Regions from separate parts of the Homo sapiens genome. Here regions 1, 3 and 4 are each linked to region 2. The links are chromatin contacts, found by Hi-C or POLR2A ChIA-PET in ENCODE. All regions are on one chromosome and are shown on one strand. Each heading gives the region's core, a stretch centred on a gene start or an enhancer-like site at or near the end of the contact. The rest is flanking DNA. Distances are from core to core; before and after follow the strand shown.

What was found. A loop is a pair of places that touch in the nucleus more often than their neighbours do. ChIA-PET counts read pairs that join two places held with the same protein, here RNA polymerase II (POLR2A). Pooled maps may share reads with other maps.
Region 1: a pooled map shows a loop between it and region 2 (2.8-fold over the local background). The contact joins the enhancer-like site here to the promoter of NUP214 in region 2. A Hi-C loop is called at or near these places in 5 of 50 pooled maps. POLR2A ChIA-PET finds 5 or more read pairs at or near these places in 3 of 52 experiments (K562, Panc1 and RWPE1).
Region 3: a loop to region 2 is called in a pooled map, with 17 times the contacts of the local background. The contact joins the promoter of ABL1 here to the promoter of NUP214 in region 2. A Hi-C loop is called at or near these places in 9 of 50 pooled maps. POLR2A ChIA-PET finds 5 or more read pairs at or near these places in 2 of 52 experiments (HepG2 and K562).
Region 4: a map with no recorded cell type shows a loop between it and region 2 (8-fold over the local background). The contact joins the enhancer-like site here to the promoter of NUP214 in region 2. A Hi-C loop is called at or near these places in 1 of 37 single-sample maps with no recorded cell type and 2 of 50 pooled maps. POLR2A ChIA-PET finds 5 or more read pairs at or near these places in 2 of 52 experiments (WTC11 and activated naive CD8-positive, alpha-beta T cell).

The regions. Positions count from the first base shown.
Region 1 is chr9:130,865,056-130,867,859 of GRCh38, reverse strand. The region is part of intron 4 of ABL1 (ABL proto-oncogene 1, non-receptor tyrosine kinase); the gene reads right to left. Among named protein-coding and RNA genes, the nearest start is that of QRFP, 30 kb to the left of the region's middle. RefSeq lists enhancers at 1,084-1,378, 883-1,384. Within about 2 kb of position 1,324, at least 3 of the 41 ENCODE cell types and tissues checked have a DNase peak (open chromatin) inside an H3K27ac peak, as active enhancers do.
Region 2 is chr9:131,124,280-131,126,979 of GRCh38, reverse strand. It overlaps NUP214 (nucleoporin 214), which reads right to left and starts at 1,394. Exons shown (of 36, transcript NM_005085.4): 1 at 1,231-1,394. The coding sequence starts at 1,275. RefSeq lists an enhancer at 1,196-1,495.
Region 3 is chr9:130,833,913-130,836,650 of GRCh38, reverse strand. It overlaps ABL1 (ABL proto-oncogene 1, non-receptor tyrosine kinase), which reads right to left and starts at 1,397. Exons shown (of 11, transcript NM_005157.6): 1 at 1,126-1,397. The coding sequence starts at 1,204. It overlaps LOC124902287 (a long non-coding RNA gene), which reads left to right and starts at 1,823. Exons shown (of 2, transcript XR_007061822.1): 1 at 1,823-1,932; 2 at 2,186-2,738. RefSeq lists silencers at 824-873, 1,344-1,653 and enhancers at 1,290-1,815, 2,054-2,103, 2,124-2,173, 1,816-2,342.
Region 4 is chr9:130,764,733-130,767,558 of GRCh38, reverse strand. It overlaps a transcript of ABL1 not described here. Among named protein-coding and RNA genes, the nearest start is that of ABL1, 69 kb to the left of the region's middle. RefSeq lists enhancers at 1-311, 546-595, 606-665, 876-935, 966-1,135 and a silencer at 1,950-1,999. Within about 2 kb of position 1,383, at least 8 of the 41 ENCODE cell types and tissues checked have a DNase peak (open chromatin) inside an H3K27ac peak, as active enhancers do.

The sequences.
Region 1 (2,804 bases), core at 75-2,574, 260 kb after region 2:
AGGAGAGACCACCTCGTAGAGGAGCCCCCAGAACTCATCTCCCTGGCCAGAGGAGAACCCACTGCAAGGAATGCCTGTCTTGCAAGAGCAAGTGCAACCTGGCAACAGCAGGCTCCGAGCCCTCCTTGTGCGGCCAGAGAGCCACTGCGTACAACTGCCAAGGGTACGACTGCCCTTCTTCTCGGCTTCTTTCTGGAGCTCCCCAACTAACACCCATTTCCTGGGAGAAATAAAACCGAAACACACTGTGCTGGGTGGAGGAAACAGGCACTCTCTCAACACCACTGGGGAGTGCAAATTGATGACACAAACTCCTTGGAAGGTACTCTGGCAGTATGGTCAAGGCCATAAATGCACATGGTCCCTGATCCAGTAGTTTCTGGAAGCGGACCCACCAGGATAGTTTCACATACATGCAAATGAGGGGAATCACTGTGCTGCTGTTTAGAACAGCAAAATATTGGAAATAAGAGAAAGGCCCACTGAACACTGGTACATGTTAAAATATATCCATACAAAAACAAGACAACCTTATGTATATCAATAAGGAACAACTGCCAAGACACATGATGTGGACAACAGAAGACAGAGATCCGTGCCTATGGGATGCTGTCACCTGGTTAAAACAAGGTTCACATATGCGGACTCAGGAAAGACACAGAACTCGAGGGTGGGACAACCTATTCAAAAAAATATATCCTGCACATTATTTTCCACTGTTTAAGTAGTAAATTTGTCAGTTAGCTCATGAGTCAATCTAAATGCCACAGCTAGATCACCAGCGGTCTTTTCCAAATTCTATTACTTAGAGAACTGATTCATAGAAAAAAAAGACACTGATGTACAAACTCTGAATACAGTTCATTAAAAAATTGCAGCCTCTTAGCTGGGCACAGTGGCACAAGCCTGTGATCCCTGCTACTCAGGAGGCTGAGGTGGGAGGACTGCTTGAGCCAGGAGTTTGAGGCCAGCTGGGCAACACAGTGAGACCCCGTTCCCCCACCTCAAAAAAAATTAGAGCTTCTTGTACTTGACTGTTGGTTTTCTTAAGCACGTCCTCCCTTTAACACAGATAGCAAGACTATGTCCTGCCCAATACTATCAAAATTCAAGGGTGCAGTTCCCAATCAATGAGCCTTTGCTGTAATTCCAGCTTCCCATCTGCAGGGGTCAGCCTAGTGTCCTGCTTTTTTCCTGTTCTCTTCTGTCTTCCTTCTGCCTGGAAGGTATATGAATGACCCAAGGTTGCTTGACTTGTTCACTATGGAGTTGCGGTTAAAAGTAGGCCCTTGCTCCCCCTGCTGGCAAAAGAGGACTCTGGCTCTGCCCTTGGAGAAGCCAGCGATAGGAAACAGGCTGGATGGGAGGAAACTGAGGCCCAAAAATCGGCTGAGGGAAGGACGCTTGGGCAAGGCTGCAAGGATTTTTCAAGGGTTTTGAAGAGGAAGGTAGATCGTAGCCACAAACTGCAAAGGAAGTAAATGGGAGAGTGGGGGGAAAAGGTGATTTTTTTTTAAAAGGCATAACTGTGGCTTATGTAAATATTTTATGGTATTTGAGAAATAAGAATCTGGGTTCAATTTTAAAAAAGAAGAGCTGAGCTTTGGAGCTGAGTGCCCCAGTTCAAATCCTGATGCTGCCACTCCTGGCTGTGTGATGCCAGGTCAGTCACTTAACCTCTCTCTCTTCCATTTTCTCAGCATTAAAATGTTGATACAGGGTGAATGTCCCTTAACTGAAAGGCTTGGGGCTACAAGTGTTTCGGAGCTCAGATCTTTGCAGATTGGGGAATATCCACACTATATTACCAGATGAGCACTCCAAATTAGAAAATCCAAAATCTGAAATGTTCCAGTATGCATTTCCTCTGAGCTGCATGCCGGTGCTCAAAAAGTTTTGGATTTGGGAGCATTTAGGATTTGGGATTTTAGGGTCCGGGATGCTCAACCTGGAAGGATCTTAAGGTTGTGAGGATTCAATGAGATGCGACATGTAGTAAGCACAGAGGTCTCTGCCAGGCACACAGCAAGGGCACGATGAAGCTGAATGTTAGCCACTGCCATGATTTAGAATCCACTCAAGGATTTCAGCTTTTTTTTTTTTTTTTTTTTTTGGAGACAGGGTCTCACTCTGCTCCCCAGGTAGGAGTGCAGTGGCACGATTACGGCTCACTGCAGCCTCAACCTCCCGGGCTCAGGTAATCCTCCCATGTCAGCCTCCCAAGTAGCTAGGAATACACACGCACCACCACGCCTGGCTGATTTTTGGTATTTTTTGTAGAGGCAGAGTTTTGCCATGTTGCCCAGGCTGGTCTTTAACTCCTGGGCTCAAGCAATCCACCAGCCTTGGCCTTCCAAAGTGCTGGGATTACAGGCGTAAGCCACCGTGCCTGGCAATTTCAGCTTCTATAGCAAAGGTAAATGCCCCATATTTACACTAATCTTATTTGACAAATAGGCAACATACTGCAGGGATGTTTCTGCGCACGGCCAGGAGGAAGGAGGGCTAATTTATTTAGCAGTTGCTTAGTACCGTATTTTCAGTTAACACACTTCCAGAAAGGGACATACTGCCTTTTCCCTAATTAGATACCACTCCGGGTGACTGCCCACAGAAATCCACGCAATGACATCCTGTAATTCTTTACCAACTGTGAGATCGTAAGTTAATTAGGCTCTTGGGAAAAATTATTAGAAGTATAATTAAAAGCAGAGTAACACATTATTAGTAAAGCACATTCTGAAAGGCACCCACTTTAGATTCAGTGATATAAGAAACCCACCCCACAAACCACACAGGTCTCC
Region 2 (2,700 bases), core at 145-2,644:
CATCTTCTAAGTCTGTGGTTCTATTAATAAAACCTTTTTTTCTTCTACCCCAGCATATCTGAGGAATATGACACAACCCCATTAGGTGGCTCACCACAGGTGGTGATTCTCAAAAAATAATCACTATTCTAGGACAGCACGGTAGCTCACGCCTATAATCCCAGCACTTTGGGAGCCAGAGGAGGGCGGATCACGTTAGGTCAGGAGTTCGAGACCAGCCTGGCCAACATCGTGAAACCCAGTCTCTACCAAATGATATAAAAAATTAGTGGGGCGTGGTGGCAGGCGCCTGTAATACCAGCTACTAGGGAGGTTGAAGCAGGAGAATCGCTTGAGCCGGGGAGGTGGAGGTTGCAGGGAGCCGAGATCATGCCACTGCACTCCAGCTTGGGTGACAGAGCAAGACTCTGTCTCAAAAAAAAAAAAAAATCACTATTCTAAACATGGTATTACTATGCCCTAAATGCATTTTAGTGATTTATTGTTCACACAGATGCCTAAAATCTTCCTGCAACTTACTTCTTTTCACTATTTAAAACAGATGTAGCCCGTCTGTTGTACCCTCATTCTGTCAGAACCCATATAAGAACTATTAAACACACCATCCTGAAGTTATCCCTGGGGGACTCCCACGTTGCTATCACTGGGACCACTTGGCCCTCCCTTTAGGTTCCTGACTTTAGGCTGATATACCGAGGTCAAAATAGTCTTCCTAGTCCAATCAACTAAAGGTTCTGCAGGATGGATGACCTTCCCTGACTCTACGTTAGGCAAGCCCGTATCACCTTACAGAAGTACTGGGAGAGCAAAGGTCTTAAATGATGCTGGCTTTCAGCCCCGCGTCAAATGTGACTTTAGGGAAATTACTTTCCGAGCCTCAACTTACTCCTCTACGTTAACGACTACTTCGTAGGGCTGCCGCGATGACTACCACAGTGCCTGGCACACAGTCAACACTCAATAAACAGCAGTTATTGCCACTATTGTGACCGCCCCAGGAAGTAGCTAGGGTAACTCAACAGCCGTGCACGAGACCAGGATGGGACTGGGAAACTGCATTCGGTGGGGCTATCACGCCAGCGGCGCGGCAGACGCGCTGGTGAGAGCTGTGAACGCGGTAAACTGTTCAAGCAGGAGGCGGGACAGCCAGCACCGCGCTTCGCCTTTCAGCTGGGCTCCAAGGCAACGCCAGGACTAAAGAAGGGAGGGAGGCCCCGGTTAGTCTCTGACCTTCATCTCCCGCTCGGGAATCATGGCATCCATCTCGTCTCCCATCGCGCCGCCCTCAGTGTGTCGAAGCAGCCAACGCTGCCTCCCACGGCCTTGCCCACGGAACCCAGGCCGCTCGACAGCAAACTTCCTCCCCTCAGCGCCAGCGGCGCGCAGTTGACCTCGCATTTCCGGCGCGCTTTGGTGACGTCAAGCTTGGTCAGAGGAAGCCGCGGAACCTAGCGAAGCCGCGCGTTCTTCCGGCCGCCGCTCCCCATTGGCCAGCTCGGGCTGAGTAGTGGCGTGGCCGTGAGGTCCCTGCGCCTGCGCCCTGGATGGTCCTGGTGCCGCTCCCGCCTTCGCAGCCAGCGCGGGCTTACCTAGTGTTAAGTCTCTCTTCTTGGGTGGCCCACGCCTAAGCGACCTATGCTTCTTGTTCTTCTGAAATCTTACAGTTCCCCTTAGATGTAGGTTGGCTATTGGTAGCTTCCGATTCAGATAAGTTTGGAACTTGACAGATGTTTTCGGGGGGCTGCTTTAGAGAGAGGCTTTGGACTATGCAAGGGGAGGAAGGGAGGTTCAGAAAAACGGGGTCGGGGGGTCGGCAGGGACGACTCTTAAAGTGTGGAAGGTGGAAGGCTGGGAGGGGAGATTAAAGGGCACCGAAGACCAGCTTTGTTTGCTCCTATCAAGGTGATCCTTTCCAGAGCAAGAGCCATATCCATGTCTAGTCGCACGAGTTTGTGCCAAGTCCTTTGCAAAAACCTTCAGATGTGGGATCTCATGTAATCTTGAAGACATCTTAGTCGTCCTAGGGGTTATTTATTTAATTGATGAGACGCGGGTGGCTCATGCCTATAATCCCAGCACTTGGGAGGCGGAGACAGGAGGATTGCTTGAGACCAGGAGTTTGAGACCAGCCTCGGCAACATGGCGAGACCCCGTCTCTATAAAAAACAAAACAAAACCACAAAAATTAGCCAGCAGTGATGGCATGCGTATGTAGTCTCAGCTACTCGGGAGGCTGAGGTGGGAGAATTGCCTGAGCCCAGGAGGTTGAGGCTACAGGGAGCTGTGATTGCACCATTGCACTCCAGCCTGGGTGACAGAGCCAGGCCCTGTCTCAAAAAGTAAATAAAAGGCCGGGCGCGGTGGCTCACGCCTGTAATCCCAGCACTTTGCGAGGCCGAGGCGGGCGGATCACGAGGTCAGGAGATGGAGACCATCCTGGCTAACACGGTGAAACCCCGACTCTACTAAAAATACAAAAAATTAGCCGGGCGCGGTGGCGGGCACCTGTAGTCCCAGCTACTCGGGAGGCTGAGGCAGGAGAATGGCGTGAACCCGGGAGGCGGAGGTTGCAGTGAGCAGAGACAGCGCCACTGCAGTCTGGCCTGGGCGAAAGAGCGAGACTCCGTCTCAAAAAAAAAAAAAAAAAAAAAGTAAATAAAAATAGGCTGGGAGCAGTGGCTCACGCCTGTAACCACAGTA
Region 3 (2,738 bases), core at 148-2,647, 290 kb after region 2:
GGTTTCACCATGTTGGCCAGGCTGGTCTCGAAATCCTGACCTCAAATAATCCACCCGTCTCGGCCTCCCAAAGTGTTGGGATTACAGGCTTGAGCCACCGCGCCCGGCCACATTTTTACTCTTATATTCTTAGTTGAAAACAACAGAGAAGTCCAAGTGCCACTCCATCTCTGAAGCACAGATAGCCTTTCTGCTGAAGGCAATGGTCTGGGAGCACCAGTCTCAAATCAGATCAATTTCATACCCACCTAGAAGCTACGAAAGTGAAGACCCATAACCCTTAATTTACTTTTTTTCCATTTATAAAACTAAAGACTACAACAGGAAAGAAAAATAAAATAAAACAGATGTAATTAGAGAAGGAGAGTAGGTAGAAAGAACGCAAAAGTGAAGCCCTCCTGGCCCTGAGCTTCACTTAAGGAAACGAACATGACACCCCAGTACTCTGGGGGACTCCTTGGAAACGCCTTCTTAAATGGGCTCCCCTCCCCTGAAAAGAGAGCGAATTCCTAAGACCTCTTCGTGGTCTGTAGATAAGATGGGGGTGGGGGAGATGGAAAGATCACTTGAAATTCTGTATCCATAAATGGTAGAGTGGTGCTCCTTGTGTACATGATGCTTAATGGAAATCGCATGTTTTCACAAACACGGGTCGATCTTTTTAACACACAGTCCCAATTAACGGTGGAAATTCCACAACGTGGGATCCCAGGGATGTTAAGGCCTGGCGAGTTGGCTTTCTCAAACTTTTTCGGGGGAGCCCGCACTGTGGGGCCCCGGACGCCGCCGTCACCATCCGGCGTGGCTCTACCGGGGCTGGTGCCGGGGCTGGGGGCCACGCTCCGCCGGCGGCGCCTAGGGGCCATCGCGAGAAAGAGAAAGAGACAGAGAGAGAGAAAAAGAGAGAGACAAGAGAAGAGAAAAGAGACAGACACAGAGAGAAAGAAAGAGAGACAGAATATAAGAGAACTGAAGAGAAGAGAAGAGAAGAGGGAAGAAAGAAAAAAAAGACAAGACCCGGGGAGGGCGCAGGCGGGAGCGCGCGGGCGGCGAGGCCTAGGAAGGGCCCAGCAGCAGCGGGAGGGCGCGCGGCTACTCAGCCCAACCCGTGCGGCCCGGGCTTACCTTCCAGATAACAGCTGGAGGACGAGGACAGCCCCTTCTTGGATTTGCAGCCCACCAGCTTCAGGCAGATCTCCAACATTTTCCCGCGCCAGCACGTCGGGGGCCGGAACCCCTCTCCCAGCTCGGTCCGCGGGCCCGGCTCAGGCCCGGCTCGGCCCGCGCGCCCCCCCGGCGCCCCCGGCCCCGCCAGCCGCCCTCACCGCCGCCCCGCGCGCCCGCGCCCGCCCATGGCCGCGGCCGCGTCTCCGCCTGGCCGGGACGCGCCTGTTAACAAAGGGCCCGGAGAGGGCGCCCGCCAGGCCCGCCCCCGCCCCGCCGCCGCCTGCGCCTTAACCCCCTCCTGGCCGCGCCCGTCCGCACCCAGGGGCCCCTGGCGTTCCCGAGGCCGAGCCCGGCCCAAAGCCACCGCCGCTTTCCAAAGCCAACCCGGGCCAATGGCGATCCTCGCAGGGGGAAGGCCGCGCGCGGCCCGCGGAGGTCTTTCTCCGCCTGGAAGCGCCGTCCCAGCCCCGGCGGGGAGGGTGCAGGCCTGCTCCACTCCACTTTAGAAGCCGCGCGCAACTCCACCGCGGCCTGGGGCGTCTCCAACCTGCACCGCTTTTGGCGAGTTTCCCAGTACGCGGTGCCAGGCAAACCCTCTGACCCGAGAACGCTGGTGAAAATGCATATTCCTCTGCAGTTACCAATACTAACTGGTCTCATTTCTACTCAACGCGCGTCCTGTGATTAAGGCTGAGGCAGTGGGTGTCTGGGGAGGAAGTCAGAGCTGGCACCCACAGGACAACCACACGTGCGCACGACACCCCGGTGAGGCCGCACATCCAGACCAGGATATGAGGTCAGGCTGCGAACAGACGGGTGTGAGTTCAGAGTGAGAGGACTTAGTCCCTACAATGAGAATTTTCGGAGGCACGGTCTGGGCCTCTTCTCTGATTCATTTTCTTTAACAGAGAACTTTTCCTCTTCCTTTGGCCGAGTGCCACGGGGTGAGGGTGGGGGGACCATTGTTTAAAATCCATTTCATTCAATTATTTTAAACTCTTGTTTGGACTGACCACAGACAATGTTATAAAGCAGCAACAATCACAGTCGTGTTACTGGCGCACACCCAGAAATCTAGGTCAGAGGGAAACAATAAGGAACTCAATGGCACCAAATAATTCAATAAAATCAGGTAAGTTCCCCTCATGACAGGAAAAGGAATTTATTTCATTTATTTCTTTCATAAATGGTGTTAATCACAAAACTGTAAAGGGGGAAGTTTAGTCCACATCTTCTAGCCATGAAGAGTAAGAGCTGACGTGTATTGTGCTCTTCCTATGTGCCATGTTACCTTCATTAACTGTATTGCATCTGCGTAATGATTCTGTGAGGAAACAGATTATCCCAATTCTTCAGGTTTAAAAACAAACAAACCCCACAGATGCTCAGAGAAGTCAGACACCTTGCCCACAGCTGGAAACAGGCGGAGATGGACTCAACCCAGGTCTGCCTGGCTCCAAGGATCAGGCTCCCGACCAGTGGATGATGCTGACCCTTCACATCAAGAATAAATTCCAAGTGGATTAAAGCATTGGATATCTTTGGTCAAATAACTAGCATTGTCATTATAT
Region 4 (2,826 bases), core at 134-2,633, 360 kb after region 2:
GAGTTCGAGACCAGCCTGGCTAACATGTTGAAACCCCATCTCTACTAAAAATACAAAAATTAGCCAGACGTGGTGGCAGGCACCTGTAATTCCAGCTACTCGGGAGGCTGAGGCACAAGAATCGCTTGAACCCGGGAGGCGGAGGTTATAGTGAGCAGAGATTGTCACTGCAGTCCAGCCTGGACAACAGAGTGAGACTCCGTCTCAGAAAACAAGAAGTCAGACTCTCCACTGTAACATGGCATTCTGAGGCCATGTGAATCTTTAGAAGAATGGGATCGCAAAGGGACTCCTGGAATTCCAAACAGATCTATCAATAATTGAATGAGGTAGTTTCAGATGGCATGAGCTGCAAAGAAATGAAAAGGGGAAGAGGACAAAGAGCTGATGCTGGTGTGGGTACTGTGGCCTGGGCCATCAGGGAAGGTCTTTCCGAAAAGATGTCATGTGAGCTGGGGCCTGCATGGGTCTGAAAGAGCCAGGCACCAGAAGCTGAGTGAAGGGCAGGGCCCAGGGAACCCTAAGAGGAAAAAGCACTGGCAGTAAACAAAGGGAGTGACAGGAGGGAAATTCGAGAGGGAAACCAGGCCCAGACCACGCAGGCTGTGGAGAGAAGCTGAACATTACTCTAACTGAGATGGGTACCCATCGAGGGACAGGAAACTGGGTAGTGAAAAGATCTGATGTAAGTTTCTAAGGGAGGGTCTCTCTGCTAGCAGGAGGAGGACAGACCCAGATGGCAACAGGAGGCTGGGAAGTCTTTGAGATCAGAGCCGGGGCAAGGCAGGGTGGGGCCGGGGTGGTAGCCCTGACAGCAGAGCAGTGGGTGGTGTGAGGTTTATTCTAGGCACTTGTGACTGTATCGGACAAGAAAGAGAGGGCAGAGGAGGAGGCAAGGATGAAAGCTAGAGGGTGGCAAGGCCCTGGGGGGAGATGATGCTGGGGTCACAGGCTGTGGCCTTGTCCCCAAGTCCTAAGGCATCAAAAACAGACAAGGCCAGGTTTGGTGGGAACTCACTAAGTCAAAAGAAAAGGCCCCTGCAAGTGCCTACACTTCCTCATCTTCCTAACCACGGGGCACACTCATTTGTATCCCAATGAGACACATCCAGTACCTGCACCCTCCAGCTCCCTGTCAGAAGCCACCAGTGGTGGGGCCGCCCTTCACTGCATGTTTACCACTCTTTCCTCAGGGCCCTACGCAGAAGTCTGTCTGCGGTCATGGATCTCTTCCTGGGCCTACAGTAAGGCATCTGTCCTGACAGTAAGGCATCTGTCCTGCCCAGCAAGACCCGCCTTCCAGGCTCCAGTCATCCGCATGCCCCTGAGCAGGCTGGCGGGGGCACTGGGGGCCGAGGCTTCTTGGTATGTGTCTGTGAGTGCCATGGCCGCATTCTTGAGAGCGCACCAACGCATGCCACGGCCCGGGGCCCTCACAGTCACAAGCTCCTGAGCAGCAGTTTCTCTGCAAGCCTGGGAAACAGGTCGTGGGCGATGACCTGCACCCACTTCATCTCCATCTGCCAAATACAGTCTGATGAATTCACCCAATTCTTCCCTTTATCTTTTCTTTCCTCAGGGAAGCACTCAAATATGAGACCAACACCCTGTCCTTGTGACTGCTTCTTTACCAAATTCTGCTGACAAACCGTTTTTCCACCAAGCCACCACAGACAAGTGATTAGTTTGGTCATTGCCAGGATTAAGAAAACCTGCCTATTATGCCCCATTAGATTCACAGTAACTTTCCAAAATTTCAATATGTGTTCAAGCATTAAATCTGTGGCATAAAGAAGAAAGCAGCAAAGGGAACTGGGGGGCCTAAAGAACAGAAGAGAAACACAAAGGCTGTCAGGTCTAATTGTGCCTCTACGTTACCAAATGACTTTCATTTCCTTCCTTATAAGAGAAATGAATACTGATCCGTCACTGTTAACACTCAGGTACACTGACGTACCCAGTAGACCTTCCAGAAGGGCAACTGGCAATATGTATCAAAAACCTTTAAAAGTTTCTATTCTTTTGATGTAGAAATTCCACTTCTAGGAATTTATCGTAAGGCCATAAGAATGTACAAAAATGGATCATGAAGATTCTGGGAGAAAAACTACAAACAATAGAAGCATTTGAGGCTTAGGGAAATGAATCATGGCCTATCCAACACCACAAGGATTTCCATGTAGACAGGATTTCCATCCTGCTAGCTACACGTTTTGAAGTGGGGGAGCAGCACCCAGGTGGCCCCCGGGTTGCTGGCTGTAGCACTGTCATAACCAAACCAAAGCCTCCCCTTGTACCTCTGAAAAAACCCCTTGAGAAGCTGATGAAGGATATGGACCTCCTCGCCCAAAAATAGCAAACCCAAAAACCAATAACCAAACATGAGACTGCACAAATGTTTGCATGTAATTTCAGGAAGCCTTAGAAGTCCAGAGGAAAGCAAATTATTCATATTTAACAACAAAAAAATCATCTTGACAAAATGATGAATTCTGAAAATGATCAACTCTGGCCAAAAAGAAAAGGGTGGAGGAACTTGTCTTTGGTTAATCAGCACACTACAAATTCTACTTGTATCCCTTGTATCCTCTTTTTTTTTTTTTTTGAGACAGTCTTGCTCTGTCACCCAGACTGGAGTACAGTGGCACAATCTTGGCTCACTGCAACCTCCACCTCCCAGGTTCAAGTGATTCTCCCACCTCAGCCTCCCAATTAGCTGGGATTACAGGCATGCGCCACCACGCCCAGCTAATTTTTGTATTTTTAGTAGAGACAGGGTTTCACCATGTTAGCCAGGCTGATCTCGAACTCCTGACCTCGTGATCC